2 separate regions of the Homo sapiens genome follow, and region 2 is linked to region 1. A link is an interaction called in ENCODE POLR2A ChIA-PET data of the cell type or tissue named here. Cell type or tissue: PC-9. All regions are shown on one strand. Links, peaks and the distances in the headings refer to the core of each region. The heading gives the core; the rest is flanking DNA.

Region 1 (5,629 bases), core at 1-2,500:
AAAAACCCTGAATTCTTCACACTTTTCATACATACACTGATGGGGGCCTGGAGAGTAAAGAGTGAGCACTAGCAAAGCCAGGACCAGGCTAAGGCCAGTGAGGAGCTCTAAATATCAGAATCTGGGGTTATAAAGATCATATGCCTGAGACCTGGCTTAAGCTAAATAATAGTGCATCCCAGCAAGATGTATTCTAGCAAAGACCCAAGTCTCAGGTAGATCTCATGATGTAGGAATATCAACCAAAGAAGTAGAGCAGTAGGGCACACTAGCACTCTCTCTACTTCTGCTTCTCCTCTGACGCTATCCTGAAGACTACTTCAGCTAAATGAGTTCATGGAACTCCTGTAGAAAGCAGGCTAAGCCAAGTACAAACTGGGGGAATATCTGCAATGCCTGTAGCCAGAAAAAGACTGGTATCTAAAATATCTAAAATTTCCAAACAGAAGAATGGATAAAAGATATAAACAGCTGGGCACAGTGGCTCACACCTGTAATTCCAGCAGTTTGGGAGGCTGAGACAGGAGGAGGATGGCTTGAGGCCAGGAGTGCAAGACCAACCTGGGCAACATACTGAGACCCCATCTCTAGAAAAACAAAAAAATTAGCTGGGTGTGATGGCACATGCCTACAGTCACAACTACTCAGGAGGCTGAGGTGGGAGATTGCTTGAGCCTGGGAAGTTGAGGCTACAGTGAGCCGTGATTACACCACTGCACTCCAGCCCAGGTGACAAAGCAAGACCCCATCTCTTAGGAGAAAGATATGAAGGCCAGGCGTGGTGGCTCACACCTGTAATCCAAGCACTTTGAGAGGCCAAGGCGGGCGGATCATGAGGTCAAGAGATTGAGACCATCCTGGCCAACATGGTGAAACCCCGTCTCTACTAAAAATACAAAAAATTAGCCAGGCGTGGTGGCAGGCACCTGTAGTCCCAGCTACTTGGGAGGCTGAGGAAGGAGAATCACTTGGACCCGGGAGGTGGAGCTTGCAGTGAGCCGAGATCACGCCACTGCACACTCCAGCCTGGCGACAGAGCGAGACTCCCTCTCAAAAAAAAAAAAAAAAGATATGAGTAGACATTTGGCTAGAGCAAATGCAAATGGCCAATAAAAACATAAAAGGATCCTCTGCCTCTCCAATAATTGAGGAAATGCAAATTAAAACAAGAGATACCACTTCACATTGGCAAAAGTAGTATGTATGGAAGCATAGACTTTTATACTCCGCTGGTGGGAGTGGTTGTTGATAAAACCATTTTGGAAGATAATTTGGCAGATTATATTAAAACTTAACATGCGCAAATCCTGTGACCTTACAATTCTATCTTTCCCATAGGAAATTCTTCCAATAATCATAATACATTTTTATTAAAATTTTGACTTTGTTAAAAACAGATGCTATCTGTATAAAAATGCTTTTAAATTGGAAGCTTATTAATAATCACGTAGACAGAAGAGAATTGTGGAGAGCAGATTCAACAGAAAATGCACCAGGCTTACTTAGCTGAAATGGAAGTACCAATCTTGACGTGTCCAGAGAAAAAAGTAAGTAAAGAGAAGGAAGTGAGTACATAGAGGTATTTAGACTTGACATGAAGCAACACGGTTGGTAAGCTGGAGAGAAATAGGTTCATAATAATACAGTGTCTAGCTGCTGGTTTATACTCTATTGGAAGGGGAAATTGTTATTTTATAGCATTTCTCACATTCCTCCCAGTATTCGTTGGTATGTTCAGGCCTTCCCTCCTCTCCTGGAGTGCAAGCACCCTGCAGGCAGAAGTGGTCTCATTCTTTTTTGGTATTCCTCCATAAATGGTACCTTGTCCCTTGTATAGCAGGCATACTCCCAAGTAATTGTTGTACATACACATGTGTCACAGTTATCATTGAAGAAATCCTCATTGCCTTTTCACAAACCACTCTAAACTCTGAGCTCTTCATCACTGAGAAACCAAGGATCAGACCCATGATCTAGATTTTTTTTTTTTTTTTTTTGGAGACAGAGTCTTGCTCTTTCATCCAGGCTGGAATGCAGTGATGATATCAAAGCTCACTGCTGCCTCAAACTCCTAGGCTCATAGGCTCGAGTCATCCTCCCACTTGGGCTTTGGCATCCTGAGTAGCTGGGACTGTAGTTGTGTGCCACCACGCCTGGCCAGTTTTTTATTGTTTTATTTTTATTTTTTGGTAGAGTCAGGGTCTCTCTTTGTTTTCAAAGCTGATTGCAAACTCCTGGCTTCAAGCTATCCTTCCACCTTGGCCTCCCAAAGTGTTGGGATTTTGTTGTTGTTGTTTCCCTTCTGTGGGCAGGACCCAGAGTCCCAACTCTCATAAATCCATCTTTTTGCCCCCCTTTAGATGGCCATGCTGCTGAAACTTCAAGAAGCTGCCAACTACATTGAGTCTCCAGATCGAGAAACCATCCTGGACCCCAACCTTCAGGCAACACTTTAAGGGTTCGGCAATCACTGTCACCCCCGGACAGCAGAACGCTGGCATCAGCTATCTTAGCTCCTCCTCTCCCCTCTCCTCTTTCAGAGCACTGGCTCTCCAGCCCCAGGAGGAGAACAGGAGGGAGGAGGAGATGAAAGAGGAGGGACAGGTTCTTGGTGCTGTACCTTTGAGAACTTCCTAGGAAGGAATGGTGGGGTGGCGTTTGGGAACTTGTGCCCCCTAAACACATTTACTGGCCTCCTCTAATGACTTTGGGGAAAAGATGATTCTGGGTCTTTCCCTTGACTTCTTGTTTCAATTACAAACTCCTGGGCTTTCTGGGGAGGGGTTCAGAAAACATCAAAACACTGCAGCAGTTCCTAAATGATTCTCACAAGCAACCCTGAGAGAGACAGTCTTGTGAGGGAGATCTGGGGGAGGCAGGAAGCTCCTCAGATTTTCTCACAGACCCTTCCCAATTCCATCACCACTGCCAACAACTCCTCCCCCAGAGATCTGGCTGGAGCCCAGAAAAAGAAGCATGTGGTTTAAAAAATGTTTAAATCAATCTGTAAAAGGTAAAAATGAAAAACAAAAACAAGCAAACAAACAAAAAACAATGGAAAAGATGAAGCTGGAGAGAGAGGAACCAGTTGCCAAGGTAGAGAGCTGCCCGCTCCTGCCCTCTGGATGACATAGGGGACATCAACAAGACGGCTGCCAACCTGAGAAGTCACCAAACCACAAAAATAACCTTACAGCCTTCAGGGAAAGACTACCAGCTCTGTCTTTCTACCCTCTAATTTAACAATGCATAAGAGTCAATAAACCCTACTTTTTTATTTTTGGTTTTTATTTTGTTTTCATTTTTTTCTCCCATTTGCCTATTTATTTTTTTGTTTCCCTTTTTTTTTTCTTTTTCCGTTTTTCCATTTCCTCACATGTCCACGAGATGCTTGGGTTGCTTTTCCAGGGGCTAGTTTGGCTTTTCCAAGTGGGTTTTCTTTGGAGAATCTGATGCCATGCAATTGGCATGACACCTGCCATGCCACTATCTTTGGCATCCATGGGGCTTATATGAGACATGAAGCATTGGCTCAGAAGTAGAGGGAGAAGAGGAACCCAGTTCCCTTGACTTCCCTTTTGAGAGCACACGTTCTGCTGGGTAGCTCAATTGCCAGCCTCTGTCATGAGAAGGTATAGCCCCATCTTGATAGAAGAGTTACTCCGAGCTTTATCATGGACCAGAGGAAAACCAGAAAACTGAAAACATTCCTCTGTCTTGTGGCCAGTTTGGCCTTTCACTGCACTATTCTGATGGTGCCTGACTGAATCCAAATATCCTAGCTGGCTCTTACTATTTTTCACAAATGAGTATTCACATATAAGAGATGAACATCCATGTGAGATCATCCCAATCAGAATATAAGACTCAAGGAGTTTGACTTGGTGGCCAATACCTGCCTTCCAAAGAGATCCTACCTTTGCAGATTTGCTCCTTTCCCATTGCCTTGAAGGTCTGGCAATCCCTGTTCTTTCATTTGACAAGTACTTACTGAGTACTCACTATATACAAATCATTAGGTTAAAACAGACACACACACACACACACACACACACACACACACACACACACACACAAGACCTGGGCCCTTAAGTTTACAGTCCAGCAGGAAATGTTAACCTCCATTCAGCTACGCCCCCTTGTTATCTAGACCTTCGGGATCATCTAAGAAATGTAGCTGAAACCCAAGGAGCCAGCTAGAAAGAAGCTTTTGATTAGATGTACAATACATTGGGGGCAGAAGATCTGGGATCAATTAAGATGGAGCCTGAAGGACTATGGAATCTTGCTTGTCAGGAATGGGCAAGTCTACTTCCTGCCATTTCTGAAAGCCCCGCGGGACCAGCTTCTAGGCTGAGCTGCCTAGTAGGCTGAAGCTTCAGGACTCTGCAGGTCAAGGATATGTGATGAGCACCGGCCTAAGTGTTTGCTCTTCAGATTCCTAAGTAGCACAAGACTTTATCAGAATCTATAGGCATACCAACCTGGATCACTCTTCCACCCAACCGAGGAGTAGATGCATCTGAATCTTCATATCGGTATATTAAGTCCAAAAGATGGTCCGGGCTGCCCCTCACAAAAGCTTCTGCATCCACGTGGTAAGCTCCCATGGATGACAGGGTTCTGTATGATGGAGACTATTATTGCTATTGCTGCTAATTCCATGAGCTGTGAAGATCCCTAACCAACTCAGCTGTAACATATGCAATTCTGTGGTGGGAAGAGGCTGTGTGTCCAAGGATGGTGCTGAAATCACTGCCTTAAGGTCTCTGCTGTGCAGAATGAGGAGGCCCCCGAGCTGGCTGTTCTAACTTAGAAGGAAGAGAAGACTGGATGGGCCTGCTTGGGATCTAGGCCTCTTCTAAACCCTATCCTAAGCTCCAGTTCCATGGCAAGGCTCAGACTTTTAATGCCATCTTAATCTGATGGTTGAGCGCTTCACTCTATTTTCTGGTGCTGCCCAGCCAGTGCCTTCTGCCATGGATGTTACTGGCTACTTGAGAAAAAGGAGAGGGGAGAACCCCTTCTTTCATTCCAACTGCCTCCGACCCCAAAGGGATTCTTGGCTCTCTGGTAACCATGGATACCACCATGAATTTTATTTGGATCCTCAGCAGGTTGATTCTGGAGGCCTCATGCTATGACTTTTTATTTCTCTTCCTGGGATCCACCACCCTCTACTCTCAGCTGACTGCTGCATTTAGGCCAGGTCTCCAATTGCTTTCCTCCAGAAAGTGTGTTCCCGTCTAGTGAGGTAGTATTGAAGCCTCGGCTTTCCCTCTGGAGCCTGGGACCCTGTTTACAGTTGCACATCTGGGCCCCTCACTGTGGGGATTGATCATTCTCATGAAGGAATCACAGTTATATGGCAACTGCAGAAGGCTGAGCCTCCTCATGGTGCTATAACCCCTTGGGACACTCATCCAGACTTCTCTGAAGCAGAAAACCTGAGCTCCCCACTCACTGCCCTAGAATTTATGGCAAGGAGCAAATCTACAGCATTCTCTCCCACCTACGTCCTGCTTCTTGGTTGAGACTACTGGGATCCTTCAGAAAAGAAACACTGGGTCCCATAGCTAAATTCTCAACCGCCAGGCACCTTCAGAAGAATCCAGCCTAATACTGGAAT
Region 2 (5,848 bases), core at 2,164-4,663, 70 kb before region 1:
ACAACTGAATGAATTTTTCACTGCTATCTGGAGGAATCCTATCTGGAGGTCTTTGATAGTGCCACTGGCTTGTTTGCTCTGGACCTGGGTGTCAGTGTCAGCTCACGTTTAGTTCATGGAATAATAGACTGTCTTTCAGCTGTCCTTGCCCTTGCCATTGAAGCAGAATCGAATAATTCTACACTTGTGGAGCATGTGTAGGATGTGAGAATTCATCCTCAGCCTAACTTTCTTGGGATGCTTCAGGAATTTCCTAGAAATGCTCAATTCTTGGACGTTTACATCTTAGGAAACCTTTATCCCATAAAGGCTCTGACTCATGATTGGGTAAGAAATATTGAAAAAGAAAGAATATCAAATATCCCTCCCACACACATGCATATGTACACACATACAAAACAGTCTGGCCACTGGTCCTTAAGTATTGAGCATAATCAAGGAATGCTTGATGTAACCCATGGACTTACAAAGGATATATAGCAAGTATGAATTTCCTCACGAACCAGTTTTCCTACTTAGTGTATTGTTGCAGGTGCCATTCGAATAATGGATGAGTTATTCAAAAGAGGGGAGAAGAGGAAAGTTGTGTACCCACCTCTGATTTCCTGGGTACTGAGCTGGGTGCTTTACAGGTGTTTTCTTTGTTATCTTATTTACTCTGCCAGTTAGCCTGAAAGACTGATGGTGACATGACCATTTTTCTGATGTGTGCATATGTTCAGGGAGGGAAAGTGCCTGTCCTAAGTCAGTCAGTAAGTAGTGGAGCAGAAATTCAAACCCAGCTCTGGCTGGCTATACAGCCACTCCTCCCTAGACTAAATGTAAATCTAAAGAGCTGGGTACTTTCTACAAGCTTGAAAATCAAGTTCCCATTTGGAATGGTCATTTCCTATAAAGAAGAGCTGCTAATGAGGTTCCCCAGCCTCCAGGGAAGTTAATTTTATTGTATTTATTTATTTATTTATTTTGAGAGGGTCTGGCTTTGTCACTCATGTTACAGTTCAGTGGCGCCATCTCCGCTCATTGCCACCTCTGCCTCCCAGCCTCAAGCAATCCTCCCACCTCAGCCTCCAAGCAGCTGGGACTGCAGGTGCATGCCACCATGCTCAGCTAATTTTTTTTTTGTAGAGGCCGGGTTTTGCCGTGTTGTCCAGGCTGTTTTCTAACTCCTGGGCTCAAGCAATCCACCCACCTCAGCCTCCCAAACTGCTGGGACTATGGGTGTGAGCCACCATGCCTAGTCTTGCTTTTAGACATATCTATATATATTTTCCCCATATTTACTCATCATATGGTGATAGTTTTGTCCAATTATAAGTTTCTAGGGGCCAGGGGATTTTATCCAAGTGCAGCATATGTGGAACTTAGTAATGATCTTTTGATGATGACAAAAAATAGCTGATAGGATACCACTGTAAGAGCTAATATAGCTGTACAGCTTTGGACATACCATATTTATGCTGTGTCATGTCACACACAGAGCCCTTCAGATTAGGTTAAATCATGTCACCTGAAACATAACAGGTACATAAAATGGAAGCAAATCCACCAGCAAGTATTTATTCATTGCCTACTATGTGCCAAGAAATTCTGTTAATCACTAAAAACATAACAAAAGACAACCTATTCCCATTCCACACTATGATTAACTTGTAATAGAATTGGATATTTAACAGTTATTGGGGAATAACAGTAGCTGGAAATAGGAAGCAAGCAAGTCAGAAATGTAAGGGAAGATTTATGCCCAGGTCAAGGAGCAGCACGTTAGGAGCGCAGTGAGTGTGGGAAACTCATGGAAGTTCAAATGTAGACTGCATCAAAATTTGGAGAGAATGACCAGGTGCAGTGTCTCGTGCCTGTAATCCCAGCACTTTGGGAGGCTGAGGCAGGTGGATCGCTTGAGCCTAGGAGTTTAAGACCAGCCTGGGAAACATGGGGAAACCTCCATCTCTACAAAAAAATACAAAAAATTAGCCGAGCCTGGTGGCACACGCCTGTAGTTCCAGCTACTCGGGAGGCTGAGATGGGAGGGTCGCTTGAGCCCAGGAGGTCGAGGCTGCAGTGAGCTCCAGTCATGCCAATGCACTCCAGCCTGTGTGACCCTGTCTCAAAAAAAAAAAAAAATGAAGAAATTTGGAGACACTATTCAGGTAGAAGGGAGACTTTCAGGTATGAAGGAGGAAGGAGAAGAACCCTGGGCCTGAGATAAATCTTGAAGAGAATTGATGGGGCAGTGGATCAATAGGTAATGTATAAAGAAATCGGAACATATGGCCCATCCCACTCTGTCATCTTCACCGTCCTCCTGGGCCCCCATTCTCGTGGCTGTGCGGGCAGTTGCCCTAGTGCATGCACACACGGTCCTGCCTGTGTGCATGTGTGCATGTGTGAAACTGTTATTTTTCCGGCTTGGAACATTTTCCCATGGATTATTTTAAATAGTTCTATAAGACTATACTAGACTATCAAGTTTTGATTTTGGTGATCTGCCAACTGTACGATTTTAAAAATAGGTTTTTAACAGCTTTAAAACAGAAGTAGTATTTCTGCCAGCGGGTGGAATTGTGGCTCAAAGGCCCTGAAGGAGAACACATACTTGGGATTTATTCCTGGGTGCCATGGGTTTCTGGAATTTTGCCCCTAGACACAGTGGCGAAGACAGCAGAGGGTGTTCCAGGGTACACATCCTAGACCCTGCTCCTATTTATTCCCTCTGATACGTGGTTGAAAAGCAGTGCTTGAGTGGTTAATCAGATCCCTGGAAATGGATGCCTCACTCTTGTCTGGAAAAAGTTCCCTAATGAAATCTCTTGTTTACATTATGCTACACATTCATGTTCTGGAAGTTTTTGCCACTTCTTCCCATTTCCTATATTATATATGTATTTGGTGCCCATAATTGGTACTGTTTTTCCCCCATTTAAGCTTCTCTCTTCCTAAATTCTAGATAAACATCCTTGTAGTTTCCAGGCCCTGGGTTGCCAACTCAGATTCCCATGCTTGCTGTCACTGAGTGCTTATCTTGGGATCCTTCTTCCAGAACCCAGAGCTCCTTACGTCAACCCCACCGGAATGGGTCCCCAATATATGGGATTCATGCCGAACAACTTTGCAGACACCTTCTAGGCTAGTGTTGAGCTGACCCTGGGGAAGATTGTAGTTGCCTTTCCCTGGAAAGGCGGCTCTCTGAGTGAGAAAACTTCATAAAGACTACTCTTCTCAGTGCTCATAATGTGTTTTGGAATTATTACCTTTGCAGTATATGAGCAGTATGTTAATTTATTAATTTTCCTTGTCCCATTATTAAAAGGGTCCTCCTCTCTCACTCTTATGAATTAAGTGTGAAGGAGGAGGTATATGTAATAACACCAGCTTTTTCACGTGGTTTATAGCAATTGCTTTCATCTTTTATGGGTGCATCTCATGTTTGCCATGATATTTCAAGTTGTTTCTTTTCTGGGGTTCTCATATGGAAATCCCTGGCAAAGCTGTGCTCCTCCAGCATTAGCATGTGTGCAGTGTTTAGAAAGGGAGATGGAATCTGGGCTGCTGCACTGCAGTTACCTCAGCAGGGAACCTACCAGCCTCCACCAAGCTCTACCCCTGGCCTCAGAACCTCAGGGGGCAAAAGTGGCCAGTCACGTCCTCTGTCTGAGAAACTAGCCATGAGTCTCTTGCAGGAGGGAGGAAATCATTGCTTACTCATGCACAACCTGATTTAGGAGCATTCCTGCTATCTGAGAAACTAATTCTGGGAATTTGCACAGAGCTATTCATTGTAAAAGCAGCTTTGATCCCCAGAGAGTCCACAAGACCTTGGAAAAAAATTTACTGTGCCAGGGAGACAGTGGAGCCTATAGGAGCCCCCTAAAGAAGTTGGGACCCTTGGGTTTGGTGTCTGGTTTTGACGTAGTAGTCTGCTCAGGTAAGGCTCTTAGCTACCCCATGTCCCTTTTATAAAGTTGAACTAAGACTCTCTCTGGCCCAGCGTGGTGGTTCACACCTGTAATCCTAGCACTTTGGGAGGCCGAGGCAGGCAGATCACTTGAGGTCAGGAGTTCGAGACCAGCCTGGCCAACATGACGAAACCCAATCTCTACTAAAAATACAAAAATTATCCAGGCATGGTGGCAGGTGACTACAATCCCAGCTACTCGGGAGGCTGAGGCAGGAGAATTGCTTGAAACCGGGAGGCGGAGGTTGCAGTGAGCTGAAATCATGCCACTGCACTCCAGCCTGGGCAACAGAGTGAGACTCCGTTTCAAAAAAAGAAAAAGACTCTCTCTAACTGAGAACAATTCTACCTGCGAAATAATGTCTTAAAGTTAAATAACGCTGGCCATGTGATTTCAGCCCAATGATTCAGCAATAACAATTATTAGCCTCACTTCCTCATCCCCACTTAGCAAAAAAATTCAGAGGTGAAGCAAAGAGAAATATACTGAAAAGCAGCAAAAGTCAGAAGGGGAGCTGTGATGATGTCTTCAGCCTTGTGAATTTCACTTTTGTCTTTCCAAAATGGTTCTGGGCATCAGATAGAGCACAACCCTTGCACCAACTTGCTCACTATTCCCTCTGACTGTGTGCCTTCTGCACACGGAGCACAGGTTGCCAACAGGCTGCTCTCAAATGTGCCTGCATCCTTCTGCTCCACCAATCAAGTTGAATGCTTTCCTAGAATTGCATTTGCTCCCAAACCTGTTTATGCCAGTTGAACTTGGATAATATAATTATTACATAAATTGATGAAATATGAGCATAAAAAGAAAGTTGTTTCCATAAAGACTATATTGGAAGTTTCAAAAGGGAAATTGCTAGCCTGGGCAACATGGCAAGACCCAGTCTCTCCAGAAAAGAAAAAGCAAAATTAGCCAGGCATGGTGACACATACCTGTGGTCCTGGCTACTCAGGAGGCTGAGGTTGGAGGATCACTTGAGCCTAGGACGTCGAGGCTGCTGCATTGAGCCATGTTCACGCCACTGCACTCCAGCTGAGCAACAGAGCAATTCTCTCTCCAAAATGAAAAGAAAAAAGAAAAGAAAGAAAAGGCATGTTGCTGAGTTATATGTAGGACTTGAAAGGTTAGAGGAGATTATAAAACTCTAGAGGATTTTGCTTTCAGATTGCTTTATGTTGTTAAAATTTTGCTCCACCTTAAAGAAACTGACATTAGACTTGATAATGCACTGTAGGTATGGGTGTGAAGACTCAAGTTGGAAAAGCAGAAGTGTATCAGGAAAAATTCTATTGGTCCTAGTACTTTGAATGACACTGAGGTTCACTGGCAACTTTCTGTGTAATTTTTTATAACAAAGACCTACCGCTGCAAGGATTTTACATGTAATGAGTGCCTAAGGAAGGTATGAAAAACCCTTCCCTGGAAGTCTCCCAAAGCAGAAAAACACCCATTTGCGTGGATGACTTGGTGCATCAGTGATAGGGGAGAAATGACTGAGGTAAACTGTTCATGGTATGAGAGTTGACCAAGTCAGGGTGGGGAGGGGAGGAAGAGGGGCAGGTGGACTTGGTGACTCTGCCTCCCTTTCAAACAGAGCAGCCCTGTGTTTACCTGTTTCATACATTGAGGACTTCTGGTTAAAATGTTAGTAAAAACGATTGCTCTTCTTAAAAAAGGGCTTGCAAGCCACCAGATTAGGTCTTTTCCATGTCTTTCTTTCTCCAAATCTATATGAGATCTAAATAAGCTCTCCCCAAGTCAGACAGAGGACATATTTTTAGTGCTCAAGTCATAGCTTGTATTTACTCATTTTCAACTCTTTGGAGTAATAATTGATGAAATTTATATTTACTCACACCTACCACTTGGTTGATGCCCAGAGGGGCTGT

What was found. Peaks named below come from ENCODE experiments on the same cell type or tissue, not always from the same donor. Only the 100,000 strongest peaks of a DNase experiment are listed, where the experiment ranks them.
Region 2: POLR2A ChIA-PET joins it to region 1 with 12 read pairs; 6 of 35 experiments call an interaction of 5 or more read pairs at or near these places.

Annotation. Positions count from the first base shown.
Region 1 is chr1:201,817,477-201,823,105 of GRCh38, forward strand. It overlaps NAV1 (neuron navigator 1), which reads left to right. Exons shown (of 34, transcript NM_001389617.1): 34 at 2,361-5,629. The coding sequence ends at 2,456. The region is part of intron 1 of IPO9-AS1 (IPO9 antisense RNA 1); the gene reads right to left. Among named protein-coding and RNA genes, the nearest start is that of IPO9, 8.9 kb to the right of the region's middle. In PC-9, for the core only: no CTCF peak of the experiment used is centred there; no DNase peak of the experiment used is centred there.
Region 2 is chr1:201,744,885-201,750,732 of GRCh38, forward strand. All of the region lies in intron 7 of NAV1 (neuron navigator 1), which reads left to right. All of the region lies in intron 2 of IPO9-AS1 (IPO9 antisense RNA 1), which reads right to left. LOC124904483 (a long non-coding RNA gene) reads right to left here. Exons shown (of 2, transcript XR_007066790.1): 1 at 4,892-5,848. Among named protein-coding and RNA genes, the nearest start is that of MIR5191, 28 kb to the left of the region's middle. In PC-9, for the core only: no CTCF peak of the experiment used is centred there; a DNase peak (open chromatin) is centred at 3,677; H3K27ac peaks cover 1,694 bases.